Linked DNA regions of Homo sapiens: region 1 is linked to region 2. Evidence: chromatin contacts called from ENCODE Hi-C or POLR2A ChIA-PET data. All regions are on one chromosome and are shown on one strand. Each heading gives the region's core, a stretch centred on a gene start or an enhancer-like site at or near the end of the contact. The rest is flanking DNA. Distances are from core to core; before and after follow the strand shown.

Evidence for each region. A loop is a pair of places that touch in the nucleus more often than their neighbours do. ChIA-PET counts read pairs that join two places held with the same protein, here RNA polymerase II (POLR2A). Pooled maps may share reads with other maps.
Region 1: a loop to region 2 is called in a map of PC-9, with 6 times the contacts of the local background. The contact joins two enhancer-like sites. A Hi-C loop is called at or near these places in 14 of 168 maps with a recorded cell type or tissue (Calu3, HepG2, IMR-90 and 11 more), 1 of 37 single-sample maps with no recorded cell type and 11 of 50 pooled maps. POLR2A ChIA-PET finds 5 or more read pairs at or near these places in 7 of 52 experiments (A549, AG04449, MCF 10A and 4 more).

The regions. Positions count from the first base shown.
Region 1 is chr5:148,963,338-148,970,696 of GRCh38, reverse strand. No RefSeq gene overlaps it. Among named protein-coding and RNA genes, the nearest start is that of MIR584, 95 kb to the left of the region's middle. RefSeq lists an enhancer at 50-631. Within about 2 kb of position 4,741, at least 20 of the 41 ENCODE cell types and tissues checked have a DNase peak (open chromatin) inside an H3K27ac peak, as active enhancers do; they include PC-3, PC-9, gastrocnemius medialis and 1 more, where a contact is called at or near this core.
Region 2 is chr5:148,996,853-149,004,308 of GRCh38, reverse strand. SH3TC2 (SH3 domain and tetratricopeptide repeats 2) reads left to right here. Exons shown (of 17, transcript NM_024577.4): 17 at 1-7,456. Among named protein-coding and RNA genes, the nearest start is that of MIR584, 62 kb to the left of the region's middle. Within about 2 kb of position 1,353, at least 6 of the 41 ENCODE cell types and tissues checked have a DNase peak (open chromatin) inside an H3K27ac peak, as active enhancers do; they include PC-3, PC-9, gastrocnemius medialis and 1 more, where a contact is called at or near this core.

The DNA.
Region 1 (7,359 bases), core at 3,492-5,991, 37 kb after region 2:
AAAGGCAATGTTTAACTAATAAATAAATGAGTACATACATAAATTCATATATTTCCCTTTTATTTTCATTTTCAGTTTTTCTTGTTTTCAAATCTCATTGGCTTTTGGCTTGGAGTATTTTTAAATTGACTGGCTGTTTGGTTCAAATGATGTTTAAACAAGCTTTGGCGCGAGCTGCAGACCTGTTGTGCTTGCTGGGTTGAAGTTGGGTGTGCCAGCAAACTGCCTTGGCTAAATGACAGTTTAAATACAGCCAAACAGTTGGTCCTGCTGGGAGATTCATTGGTGGGAAGATTCCACAGAAACAATGCCCTGGCTCAGACATTCCTGCCCCTGCAGGGGGATCTGAGGGACCAGGTGGTCTCCTCAGGTCCAGGAGAGATTGCCAGACTCAGGGGGAGCCATCACTGACCTTCATTCAGGTGAATCTGTGTTCTCTTTCCTTCTTCCCCTGGGGCCCTAGTTGGCTCTGATTTCCAGCAGTAGTTTGAAGCTGCTGCCTCTGAAACTGGAGATGGTGAAACACAGGCAGAGACTGGACTTTCTCATCAGCCTCACTTCATATTTCAGGTGAAGGCTTGTCTTTGGATAGAGGCAGGAGAAGGGGTTTGAGACCATCTTTCAGACAAGGTCATCCCTGCTTCCTCCCTCCAACTCCAGCCATTTGGTTGAATTTATTAGCCTTTTCTGAGGGCAAAAGACAAACAAAAAAAGCAAAAAGGAAAACAGAATTCTGTGCAATGCAATGAAAAACCTCCCAGTGATTCAAACAGCATGAATAGTTATTACAGAAAGAGGAAAGTAACAGGGCCATTGTGATGATGAATTGAGACAATGTGGGTAAAGCATTGGAAGCTGTGTCCCACCTGTAGGAGACAGTCCATAAACTATAGCTATTATTATTTAACCCCTCACATGGCAACTGGCTTCTAGTGGGTCTTAGTGTATGTTTGTTGATGAGCTCATGTTAGGATTGGCTGCCTTAGCGGGAGGGAGCTAGAGGAGTCCAGGCTGAAGATGAGCGTTGTTGAGCTATGATATTGATACTCCCATCTAACATCAGAATAGAGATGGAAATAAGCTCAGAGACAATGCTGTAGCTCTGCCCCCGTCAGGCCAGCTGATGTCCTTCAGGGCAGGGTGGCATTGACTTGCTAGACAGCAGCTGACTGACTTTCCATTGGCCCTCCCTTTTCTGCACAATTGATTTTGAACTTAGGATATGCCTCAGGCTAAGCAAACATGGCTTCAGACCCCAGATATTTGCAGCAGCCCTTTAATAGGGCCATAGTTGGAAATGTGAAGCAAGAGACTGTCCCCCTATTTGGCACGCATTTTTAGAGTTTTTGAGGTTTGGCATGAGCATCCAAGGAGGCTCCTCCTGACCTAGTGGAATATTAAGACAAAATATTAGGTCTCTGAGGCTGTGTTGCCTTTATTTTCTCTCCTGACCTAAGAGTGTGTGTGAAGCTAAACTGCCAGAACCCAACACTTCACTCAGTCTAATGAACCTGGAGGGGGACACTACTTAGGTTACTGGAATAGGGAATGTATTCCCTATTCCAATCAAAAAAGACCCCCTCCGTTGGGACTCAGAAAAAGACTTTCCTTCCCTTATGATATTGTAATAGGGAAGTGAATACATTCCCTATACCAATATCCTAAAGGAGGATATTGGAATCCTAAGGGAGGATGAGGGAAGGAGAGTCTTTTTCTGAGTCCCAGTGGAGGGAGCCTTTTTCTGAGCCAGGTTTGGTCCAATATATTTACTGTTGGACTCTCAGTGGCATGGGCCATCCACATGATGAATAAAATCTCTTAAAGTTCTCCAAGCAAATGGCCTCTGCATTCAGGGTAACTTAGGCGACATGATTACAAAGGGGAAGGAGTCTCAGTTAGTGGCAATTGCTTCAACAGGTGTGCTCTAGAGGGGATCTAGCTCCATGCAGGAGCATGAGTTGTAAATGAAGGCACTCATGTTTATGGAGGCCCTTTTTTTGTGTCCCAAAGTATGCTAAGGCCGTGGTGTGGAGCATTTCTGTCTGTCCTCTGAGCAACACTGTGGCAGGTGCAGGATAGTAGATCTCTGTTGTTTATGCTCCCAGGCAGCCATTCTCACCTCCCCACAGCCCCTGGCTTTCCTTTGGGAGCCTCACCCTTAGTGTTTATGGTTTTGTTGGCATGGTAAACCAAGATGTTTTCCCCTCCCATTATGATGCCTGAAACTTTCTTCAAACCTCCCTGGGGAGACAAGGGAAAAGATTGGAATCTTTTGCCCAGGACTTGGAATCCTGAACCTATGTGTGAGAGCTGATGAAATGCTCAGGATGAATTGATTACAGCCCTGGTTCGTGGGCCAGTTTGCTGCAACTTCTGCTGCCTGCTTTGAGTTTGTTTTACACCTTATCTTCCTTATTGCGAGTTGTCCCATGTCCTCTAGTAAATTTCCTTTTAGGTAGAGTCCTTGAGTGGTCTCAAGTTCAGGTCTATCTGACTCAAAGCTGGTGAACTTAACCATTATGCAATATTGGAGCCTCTCTGCTTTCTCCCGGGCCTGAGGTTCTAAGAGGCTCTGATTCTGAGAGTCTGAGAATGCACAGCTCTAAAATGATATGATTAATTACTTTTCTATTCTTTTAGAGCTGGTCAGTGTTCACAACTGCAAATCTCCTTCCCGAATGAGCTGTCACTGCCTGAACTGTCAGCTGAGGGTGTGCGAGGGCTTTTAGACTTTGAGCTCAGCTGACAGAACACAACTCTCCCTGCAGGCTCCGTATTGTTTGGCCACTGCTAGCCTAGTCTGCTCACTTGTCCATAAGACTCATTGGGACTTACCAACCCCTAGGAGGTATCTACAAACCACATGGGAGAAATATGAATTTGAACAATGAAGTGAAGAAAACAGGAGCTTGGGCACTGCTTTAAGAGGTTTTGCCCTGTTGGCAATCCTCTGGAGATGCCCCCAAGGGTCTATGCACTAAGCAAGTGATGAGCAGGCCCTCATGACACCTCTGAGAAATGCTTCATTGTCTAAATTCAGAAGGAAAGATTAGAAATTTCCCCCCATATCACCACTGGGAAAATGGAAACAGACATTCATACTTAAGCATATAAAAAGTAATACTTCCTTGATGTTATTCTTCTATTCAACAAAGTAGATAACTTAAATTGTGGGAACAGACACACCTAATGTGAGACTCAATAAGTTACTTTTCATTATAAACAAAAATTTAGCCCAATACTTTCCAAATTGCCCTATGCCAAAAATATTGCTTACCTCAAGTTTATCCTATGGGCTTCTTCAGTAAGGGAGCTTGCCTTGCTCCATCTGCTCCTGGTCACAGTGGCTAACACAGAAATTTTAATTTTTTAGTGGTGGAATAAGTTTTTCAAACAATAGTTTCATGCAGGACTATGGTATACAAAACAGATCCGATGGAGCTGTTCTGCTGAAGTCACCTCTGATATGCAGCATCCCCCTTAACCCTCCTACCTGGGTCCCTGAAAAACCTGAAAAAAATCACAAGACTTGAGGAGCCATTAGAAAACTGCTGGCTCAGCACCCAATTTGAACAGAATAGGATTCAGTGGACATGGGGTGAACATCATTTGTGGTAGGAAGTTTGCATTGTTTTTTTCTCTCTCTCTTTCTTTCTCTCATCCCTCCCTTTCTCCACCCCCAATATATAGCTGAGGGAATCAAAAGAGTGGTTTTCAGTGATCTTCAGAGATGAGGTGAGAGGGAATCTTTGCGACCCAAATAGGTGGCACCTAGGTTGATGTCTTCACTAGCAAGTTATGGATGTGGGTGTAGGGCCCTTGGTAAGATGAGCAGACATCAAACTAGCTCCTTAAAAAAGGGGAGGCCTTGCACAGGATGGGCTGGAGCCTGATGCTGGTGGTCTCGGTGGAGCTGAGGGTCTGAAGGTGGAGCATGTCCAGAGACATCAGAAAAGGCAGGTCAGTGCAACCTTTGAAGTGGAGGACCTAGGCAAATAGGGCAGAAGGCAGGAAGGTATAGAGCTGAACCAAGTGAGAGAGAAGCTCAAGGCAAATACTGAGGATGCTGTAGATTTACAGGAACTGGAGGGAGAGGCAAAGAAGTCAGTGAACAGGTGAGAACACAGGCTGAAATACAGCCAAGGACAGAATGTCCCAAGCTGAGCTGTCTGCAGCCCGGGGCCTTTCAGTGGCGCCTGGGCTTCCGCAGGGCAGCGTTGGACACAGCTTAAGGGCCTTTGTACCAGGAGGAAATCTGGTTGAGAGTCCTTCTGCTTTGTGTCTGTCCTGTTTGTCATGCTTCTGGGGTTTTTTGGATCTCTCTAAAGAATATACTCATTATTGGAAGATTTGAATTTATGCTTGGGGCTGGGGAAGCCAGAAACCAATCCATTTGATGTCTGTGTGGTTTCATGGCTTGTTAAGTCCCTTTCATATGATCTCATTGCTTCTCTGAAGTATGTCAGGAGGGTCCGTATGATGAATATTACATGGCATCTGATGTCACAGGGCACTGATTATGCCAACACTGCTTATAGAAAGCAGAAGACTAGTGAGGCAGGGAGAGAATTACGGTCCAGACTTGGAGTAGCTGTGCACGTGCAGCTCATTGCAGTCATGCATGCGAATGGTCTCCCACATGCCCGGCCACTGGGCAGGACGGCGGCAGTTATGCATTCCATTAGCAATAGGTCAGACTGGCGTTGGGCTAAGTTTCCTGGATCATGCCACTCAAATGTGTCATGTGTACTCCGTTGTCATAGCACATTGCTCAGGAAGGGTGATCTGGGCCAGAGGACACACACTGGCTGCCGCTAAACTGTGCTGGCCCCCAGATTTTTTTTTTCAATTAGGTCTGCACCAGGTTTAAAATTTTGAATGCGTGCCAATATTTAAAAATGAGAAGATGCCCTTAATATTTGCATTTCTGGTTTTCCTAAAATACTGGAGGGTCTTATTACATTGGTTTTTGCAACTGCCTCCTTTCCATGAGTCATATGTTCTCCACATGTCACAGTCCCCACCCAGCCTGCTTTACTTCTTTACCTCTCCAGCCCCATGGGCACTAGAGTTTGAGTCCCTTGGCTTAGGTTGTTGTCTTACGTAACTTGTCATGTAGAACCAGGGTTGGCAAACTGCTGTCCGTGGGCCAAATGTGGCCCTCCACCTGTTTCTATAAATAAAGTTTTATGGCCGGGCATGGTGGCTCATGCCTGTAATCCCAGCACTTTGGGAGGCCGAGGCGGGTGGATCACGAGGTCAGGAGTTCGAGACTAGCCTGACCATCATGGTGAAACCCCATCTCTACTAAAAATACAAAAATCAGGGAGCGGTTGAGAAGTGGGGTGACAAACAGGGGAAAGTGGGAAGGGAGCATGCCTGTAGTCCCAGCTACTCGGGAGGCTGAGGCAGGAGAATCGCTTGAACCCGGGAGATGGAGGTTGCAGTGAGCTGAGATCATGCCACTGCACTCCGGCCTGGGTGACAGAGTGAGACTCCTTCTCAAAAGTAAAAAGTGAAAAATTAAAAAAATAAAGTTTTACTGGAATGCAGCCACACTCATTTGTTGACACATTGTCATTGCCTATACTACCCAGAGTAGAGTAGTTGTGGCAGGGGCCATATTGCCTGAAAATTCTACAGTATTTATTATGTGGCCCTTTAGAGAAAATGTTTGCCGAGCTCAGATCTAGACTATGGGCAGAGGGCTGACTTTTCACTACAGAATGGCCCACAAGGTATTTTCTAAATAAAGGTTTTCTGCTTTCAGAGGAATCCTTTTTTTTTTTTTTTTGAGACAGAGTCTGGCTCTTTCGCCCAGGCCAGACTGCAGTGGCACTATCTCGGCTCACTGCAAGCTCTGCCTCCCGGGTTCACACCCTTCTCCTGCCTCAGCCTCCCAAGTAGCTGGGACTACAGGCGCCCGCCACAGCACCCAGCTAATTTTTTGTATTTTTAGTAGAGACGGGGTTTCACCGTGTTAGCCAGGATGGTCTCGATCTCCTGACCTTGTGATCCGCCCGCCTCGGCCTCCCAAAGTGCTGGGATTACAGGCGTGAGCCACTGCACCTGGCCAGAGGAATCCTATCACTGTTCTTAAACTAATTTCATTACTTTCCCTCCAGGCTTTATTTATAATCCACCAAAATGAGAGGGGAAGTTGGTGGTCTATTGTTTTCCAGGCCTGGGTTATTATGAGGCCATACAACGTCAGTTTTAGTGTCAGGGCAGTCGGTTTCCTTTTATTTTTCCCTTGCCTGCCATATCCATGGGGAAAGAACAGGACAACCTAGAATTATTGGCATCCTGCATTTCTATTTTTGTTTGTTTGAGACGGAGTCTTTCTCTGTCACCCAGGCTGGAGTGCAATGGTGCGATCTCGGCTCATTGCAACCTCCACCTCCCAGGTTCAAGCAATTCTCCTACCTCAGCCTCCCAAGTAACTGGGATTACAGGTGCATGCCGCCACGCCCAGCTAATTTTTGTGTATTTTAGTAGAGATGGGGCATCCTGCATTTCTATAGACTCTACCTCTAACCCACAGGGAGAAGCATTGCTATTGATATGATTATTTCTGAGAACAATGTCTTACATAGGTACAGTGGAAGTGGTTAACTCTTTCACAGTGTTCCTGCACTTTTCCCCACATTTCCTTCTCAAGACTATCTTGCAAGGCTTGCTGATTGCCTATTCAACTACTCTTCTTCCTCCCATCTTCTTTGCTGTGGAGCCCAGCTCTATATTGTGACAGAAATGCCAGGATATTGCTTTGCTAGCCTTCTACAGGGCCTGGAGGTGGTCACATGACCCTGTTCTGGCTAATGACAGAAAAAGGAAGTCTTCAGAGAGGCTTCTAGGAAATAGTTTCTCTTTCATAAGACAGCAATAGTGCAAGAGAGATTCCCTATTCCTTACTTTCTGTTTCTAGATGTAGCTTTGTGACATTTGGATGTGATACTTGGCTTTGTGGTAATGGGATGTGATATTTGGAGCTGTGGCAGCCATCTTGGGCCAGGATGGGAAATGACTTGTGGAAGACAGTCAAAGGGAGGGTGAGAGATAAGAAGATCCTGAGCTCCTGGGACATCCCTGAGCCTGGAACCATCTCCATTTGGACGATTCTCATTATACTAATGAGAAACTAATACTAATAAAAACTTTCTGTTAAAACCACTTAGGATCAGATATTCCGTTACTTTGCAGCCAAAAGCATCTTAATTCAAACAGTTGGGTACTATAACCTCTAGTTTACATAATTTTTAAACATTTAGCAAAAATGCATATAGTTCTTACTGTGTGTTAGGTACTGTCCTGAGGGCATTCTGTGTATTAACTCATTTAGTTTTCATAATGATACTA
Region 2 (7,456 bases), core at 104-2,603:
GATTTTCTCAGGGAAAGACCCCTTCCCCTTGCCAGCAGAGGAACCTGTAGTTTTTTCCATTTCTTTCTTCAGAACCAAAGTATGTATCACTCCTCATGCTCACAGGGATTGACAGGAGAGAATTCACCAGGATCTTAGCTCAAAAGACACAGCCTCAGAATGGCCAGATGGATTGCACGAAACCTGACTTGGATTCACCATCTTCCTCCTGCCATAAGGCTGTGCTCCCACATAACCTCCCAGAAGCTCCAGGGAAGCTTTCCAAGAGCAAAGGCTTGGAAATTGAATGTTAAGAAAATTATGACATAAATTACATGTAAATAGTGTATATGATTAAATATTGTCCAGTTACATTTACACACACATTTTGTCTCATCCACAATGGGGGCAGATGAGATGGAGGACTTGATGGATGGGAGAGAATACCAATACATGTCTTTTTTTTTTTTTTTTTTTTTTGAGACAGTTTCTCCTCTGTTGCCCAGGCTGGAGTTCAGTGGTACAGTCAGGGCTTCCTGCGACCTCAGACTCCGGGGCTCAAGTGATCCTCCAGTGTCAACCTCCTGAGTAGCTGGAACTACAGGCATGTGCCATACCCAACTACAAGGCATCTTATTGATTTCAGGGCAGCTGCTTTACAAAGCATCTCTATTAATAACATCACTGCATAGCACACTGAGTGGCCTAAAACACTTATAATCTCATGGTTTCTGAAGGGCAGGAATCCAAGCATGACTTAGCTGAGCCCACCAGCTTAGGGTGGTTCACAGGCTGCAATCAGCTGGGGCTGCAGTTATCTCAACTTCAACTAGAGAAGGATGGGCTTCCAAGCTCACCCACACAGCTGTTGTTAGGAGTCAGTTTTTTGCTAGCTGTTGGCCAGAGGCTTCCTGCAGCCACTTGCCACGTGGGCCTCTCCACAGGGCAGTCACAACATGGCACCATGCTTCACTAGAGGGAGCAAACAAGAGGAGCAAGAACCAGAGTGAGCAGGAGAAAAGGGAGTGACTCTTTCTATAACCTGATCACAGAAGTGACATCTCCTTAGTCTTGCCTATTCAATTCATAATAAATGAGTCACTAGGTCTAGCTCCCACAAGAGGGGAGTGTTTACCAACAGCTTGAATACCAGATGGTGAGGAATCATTGGGGATCATTTCAGAAGTGACCTACCACAGTATCTGAGTTCTTTGATAATGAAATTGGGAATTCTCTAATTTCAGCAAACTGAAAATATGGTCCACTAACCAGCAGCATCAGCATCACCTGTGAGATTGTTTGAAATGAAAATCTGTGGCCCCACCTATGATCTCTGAATCAGAATCTCTGGATCCCAGAACGCTGACTCGTCCAAGCTTTCCTGGTGATTTTAATGCACCCTAAAGTATGGGAAGCACCACTGCAGGGCAAGAGCCCTCAGATAGTGTGCATAACTATTACCTGGTGAGGTTGTGGAACATGAACTTCTTGGTTTCTATCTCTAATAATTCTGATTCAGTAGATCTGGGATGTATCCCAGGAACATGCATTTTTAGAAAGCAACTCAAGCAAGCCTGATGCAGGTGGTTCACCCTTGCTCCTTTTCTGTGAACCACAAGGATACCAGCCATAATTCCCTGCATCTGATGCCCATCAGCTTAGCTTTTATTATCAGACCATCTGCCCTTAATTTCTAGCTTCTTGGGCTGACCAGATGATTGGTTGTATGAAAGGGTGAGATGGGAGTGGTGAGTTGAGCCGCCATTGCATCTTCTAGTCATCAAGGTTGTCTACTAATTGGCACACATTTTCTCTTAGAGATGTGGTTGGTTGTCAAAAGGCTGTCTACTCTAGAGAGTATTCTCCAGGAAGGAGAAGCTTCCAGTTGTCTAATTAGTAAAGTTATCTAATCTACTACCATGGAGAATAGATGTGGTTTTGCCCCCACCACAAGCTGTAAAAGCCCCAAGCTGGGAGGGACGTTGCGGTTGAGGCTATTCAGTCTAATCTCCCGTGCATAGTCCTTTCAACAACATTCCTGGGAGACAGTCAGGGGCACACACATTCCAGAACAGTTACATATCGTGTATTTGAAGAAGGCTCACACAGCCCTGGAAACCATGCCACTGGCCATTCCCCATCTGACTCAGGTTACAGATCCCCTCCCTTTTCCCACTGACCACTCACTCTCCTCTGGCCAGATTTGTTTCTGTTTCTCTGAAAGAGCAGTTCCCACAACTGCATGAGGCTTTTGATATTGGCCGGTGGGTGAAGAGTACAGAGGGATGTTACTATACTTAATTTGATTCTTCCTCTCCCCAGCAGCCACATCTGTCCTTGGCTTCCATTGAGCTTTATAATCAGTTGAAACTTCTGTGTCTTCTGACTTGAACTTCTGTTTGGACAGATCTTTCTCAATTGCTGCAAATATGCACATGCATTTGCATATGCATACACATACACACACATACGTGAAGAGCGTTGTTTCTATCCATGTTACATCTCCTTGGAAATTTTAGCTAAAATTTCCCAATTCTGTGCACTTTGATTTACCTATAAATCTGATGAATTTACCCATAACCAGGTCAGTTATAAAAATGTTTAGCATGTTTCCAAAGACAAGGGTAAGACTATTTTTTTAAAATAAGAAAAACATTGTGCTATATAATTGCAATTACTACATTCTATATGTAAACCGCTTGCTAAAACTCTTTTAAAAAGTGTTTAAAATTTTCATTTTTGAAATGTGGGCCAGCTATTCCCTTTGGAAACATGTTGATGCTGTCTTTTTTTCATGATCCACAGAGAGTAAAGTGGTGATTGGATTTGGTCTCTACTTAAACATTTAAAAAAATAAGTGTATCATAGCCAAACATGATCTAGTTACCCTCTTTATTCTAATTGTTCCCTCAAATCTTATATGGGCTGTGTGACTGCTGGCTCCTTACATCTAATCTAAATAAAGAACAAGAAGGGCATTGCAACATTGTGGAAAACCCTGTAACATGTTTTCTCAGCTTTCAGGTATACTAGTTCCCTGTCCAACAGTATTAACATTCTGAAATCCAATATTGCTTTTGTCCTTTTCTTATTTGCTTTTCCATTATTTTAAGATGCCTTTATATTGTGCATGTGTATATATATGTATGTGTGTGTGTGTGTGTTCATTTTCTTCCTCTTTGTAAATATAATGCACCTCATTTGGCAGAAGTTTATTTGGGGAAGGGAATATGCAGGAATGGAGGGTGTTAGGATGAGGGATCAGGAAGCCTATCACTAAAGGGAACCTGTATTTTGGTCTTGATTTTGATATTAAATTGCAGTGCGACCTTGGGCAAGTCACTTAACCTCTACACATCTCAGATATTTGTCCTCTGATAAAAGAACCTCACCTCTGGGTTTTTCAGCAGTGCTATTTTTATACTGTATGAATAGGATGAGAAATAGTATTGGAGAGATGAAATAATATATTTTTATAGCTCAATTATATTATCTTCTTTTTACAGGTGAGTAAACTGAGGAACAGAAGGGTAACTTTCTCCCAGACACATTGGTAGTTAGTGGCAAAGACAGTGGTACTTGAGGCGGGGGTCTCATGACTCAAGGACTTAGTTGCACAAATGACAGGATTTCTGCTGTTCAGGGCTTCCTTCACAGTTGTGTGTGTATATGTACACGTGTGTGTATGTATGCATGCATTTATCACGATATGCACCAAAGAGCCTTTACAAAACATTTTCTAAATTGATTTACTTCTTTTACTCATATTAACTTATTTTTATAAGGGATGACTAGTCTATATAGAAGAAAAACTTGTATTGTTTTCCATAAACAGAATTATGTAAATAATGGCAAATACAATGAAAATAAAATAATGCATTAACTTCAAGCTAGGTCCTGTTGCTCATTGCAAGCACCCAGCCTAGGCCTTATCTGGCATTGTTTGAAAACAGAGAGATTAATAAGTGGCAGAGAGTGTAGATGACAGACTAGCAACAACCACTTTTTCCTTGCACACTCAGAGAAATGGAGTAAGCAGGGAAGAGGACTGAGCTCCTTCTGAGGAGGGTCAGTGTCATTCAATGCCAGGTTTGGGCACACATTTCAGGGAAGTGGGGATTCAGCTGGGTGACAGGAAAGGGGCAAATGATATATTATGTAATATGATTCAGTATCAGAAGCATTGTGATTGGTGTTAGTTACAGGATGTTACAGGCACTGCGGGGAAGGGATTTTACCCAGACAGGGTTACGGGCATCAGGAAGGGCTTTCTGGAGGACGTGATATCCAAACTGAGTTCTGAAAGGGACACTTACTTAATTCTAACTGCAGACCAGCAGGTTGGTATTGACAGACAGTGCATGTGTCAAGCAAAGGTCCAGAGGGTGGACAGGGGGTGATGTTTTCTGAGAACAGGTCACTCTGAGTGCAGTGAGGCTGGAGCAGATTCAGGGAAGCAAAGAGGGTTTGGATTCTACCTGGAGGTTGAGGGGAAGGTATAGAAGGATTATAAGCAGTTGAAAGAAACATGGTCAGATTTGTGCTTTGGAAAGATGATTCTAGAAGCAGCATGAGACTAGATTAGGGCAGCAGTGGAGAAGGTAGAAAACACATTAGGACTTGGCGATTGCAACACAACACTCCAGCCTTGATTCAGATATCAACAGTTTTCCCCACTAATGTTCTTCTGATCCCACATTGGATTTAGTTGCCATATTTCCCTATGCATCTCTGGTCTATGACGGTTTCTGCCTTTCCTTGTTTTTCATGACCTTGTCAGTTTTGGTCTCTTTTCCTCTTTTAATTGCTCCCATTGAGATGTGTGGACAAGCGGCAAAGAAGGAAGAAATTCAAGGGAATGGGCTCTGCACTCACTCAGGTGGCAGCTCAGGTGGGGGCAATGTAATGTGTTTTGGAGTTGGGCATACTTAGGTTAGAATCTGTTTCTTACTAGCTGTGTGACCTTCTGCAAATTAATTAACTTCCCTGAGCCCAGGGCTGTCAGAATTATATCAGACTTACTTATGTCATAGACAAGGAAATGGCTAAAAAGGAAATCCATCTTTGGAGGCATGTAAGCCTTGACATTGAGAAGTGCAGCCAAACCTGGAGGTGTGGCCAGGCACCCTGGTCCTGCATTCAGGGACACTTGGGTCTGAAGCTCTTTCTCCTTTTCATCACTGAGTGACCTGAGCAACTTACTTTACCTCTTTAAGCTTCAATTATTCCTCTGCTCAGACTTTTAATTGAGACGAGATGTATGGATGGCTTGGTATGAATGTCAATTGGTGGTAGCTGTCACAATGAAGCAGAACTGAGTAGATTCTTAATAAGCACATCTATTCCTGGGTCCCACACCGTTAAGCGGGAGGGTGTGTATGTTAGGGGTGCTCTTTGCTACTGGGCCTCTCACTTGGCGGTCTTCCCTCTTCGGTGGGACAGCATATATTTCCTGATATGTACCCCCTCACTCTCCCAACTCTGTCTGATTATTCCAGAACTCAGGGGACTTGAGGATGGAGGCTGCTGGAAGTGCTGGCTCTGGGAATGTGCACTTCGTTCACCCTCCTCTAAGGGGTGTCTTCTCCCCAGAGAAGCAGAGACAAGTGACTGCTTAGGGGGTGGGGATTCTCCCCAGCTGCCATGGTGCAGGATCAAGAATAACTTGCGTGGCCAGGACTGCACAGTGGGGCTGCTTGGCTTGGCTTCCCAGTACAGACTGCGAGGCAGGTGAGAGGGAAGGATGCTGTGCTTTCAAAACGATTTCAAAGGTGAGAACCCAGCTGCCACTTCTAGTGCTGCCTTTGACTCCTTATCCAGGGCATCACACTAGCTTGAGGGATGAGGCTCTTTGAGATGAACTTCCAGACAGGGTAGGTGAGAGGATGGTTGAAGTCACATGGCTAATGAGAAGACAGGCTAATCCATTGCTGTCCTTTTCTGTGAGAAATCCAAGAGTTCCAGTAGGGGGCAGTGATGTCTTCCTAAATAGTGTATCATTGGTAAAGAACGTATTTAATATTAATAGTTCTGAATCAGACTAGGGTAGTGGCTGTCAAATCCTTTTTTGTTGTTATGTTGTTGTTGTTGTGGCCCACAGTAAGAAATGCATTTTATGGTTTATCCTCGTGTGCATATGTTTGTGCATATGCAACAACATAGAGAAATGCACTCATACATTCTGTTTTGTTCTATTCATTTTTAAAAACATTCTATTCTAGTTAAAAAATATCAAATTTATGACTCACCAAATGAATTTCTCACTCATTAACCTGTAGTTTGAAAAGTGCTGACCTGGAGGGTGGTCTCTAAAAAAGTGCAGGAGGGCTCCAGCCTTTGTTCTTTTCTATGTATTATTTGATGGATATCTTACTTCTTTTTGAGACCAGAGAGTGTGTACATCTCAAAATAAAAATAACAGTTGAGGTTAATGTGTTTTATGCATTAAGTCTCATGCAAAACCTTTGTGATGACTCTCATGTAATCACACAACATTTTGGTGTAGTTACTATTATTTTTATCTCCACTGAGGTTTAGAGAATTGATGTGGCTTGTCTAAGTCCACAGTTAGTGGTGATCGAGGTGAAATTTGAAGTCATGTCCTCTGATGCTGGAGCTAGGAAATGAAACCATTATATTATATTGTGTTTCTGTCAGGTGACACATCTCTGAGAGAAATGCTATCACTAATATGATCATGAATAGAAGCATTAGATTAAAACTTGTTTCATCAGCCTGAAATACTGGGCTGAAATCAACACAATCATTCTGGTGTAATTGAATCAATCAAAATTGGTTACTTTAGAACAGGATTGGAGAGAACTGACTTTCCAGGAGGTCTTGAAAAAGAAATACTGGTGTTATTGTTGACCACAGTCAGGTAACTTAGCCTAGAAAAAAAGAGAGACTGCATTTCCCAAATGGAAAATAGAAGGAGGAACAGAAAGCTTTGACCTATAGTAGTGATTGGTCAAAACAAATTATAAGATCAGTAAGTTATGTTTTGAAGAAGATTCCAGGTTGGGAGTGAGGTGAATGAGGGAAACTTGCAAGAGACTCCAGAGCCAATCGTAGAAGACTATGGACATCTGAGGAAGGGAAGCAGCCAGGTGGAGTTTCGTGGGTCTCACCCATCATAGTACCCGTAGCTCCAATGGTGGTAGCAGAAGGAAGATCATGAACATGAGAGAATAGCCTACTTTTGACATCATGGAAAAAGCTATTAGGAACATCCTTCTCATCCAAATATGTGTTGCAAAACAAATAGCCTGGGAAGAGCCCATGTTCATGTACAGATGCTTTGTTTCTTATGCATAAATGTTGGTAGTAGCACTTTTTTTACTCACTTAGTATTCAGGAATGCTTAATTATCTACTTCCCTAACCTTCCATTTTACTGTATTTTTATTTAGGGTCACACATTTTACTGTTATCTATGAAAAGGATTTTGAAAATAGATACCTCGCTTCTGTCTTTTA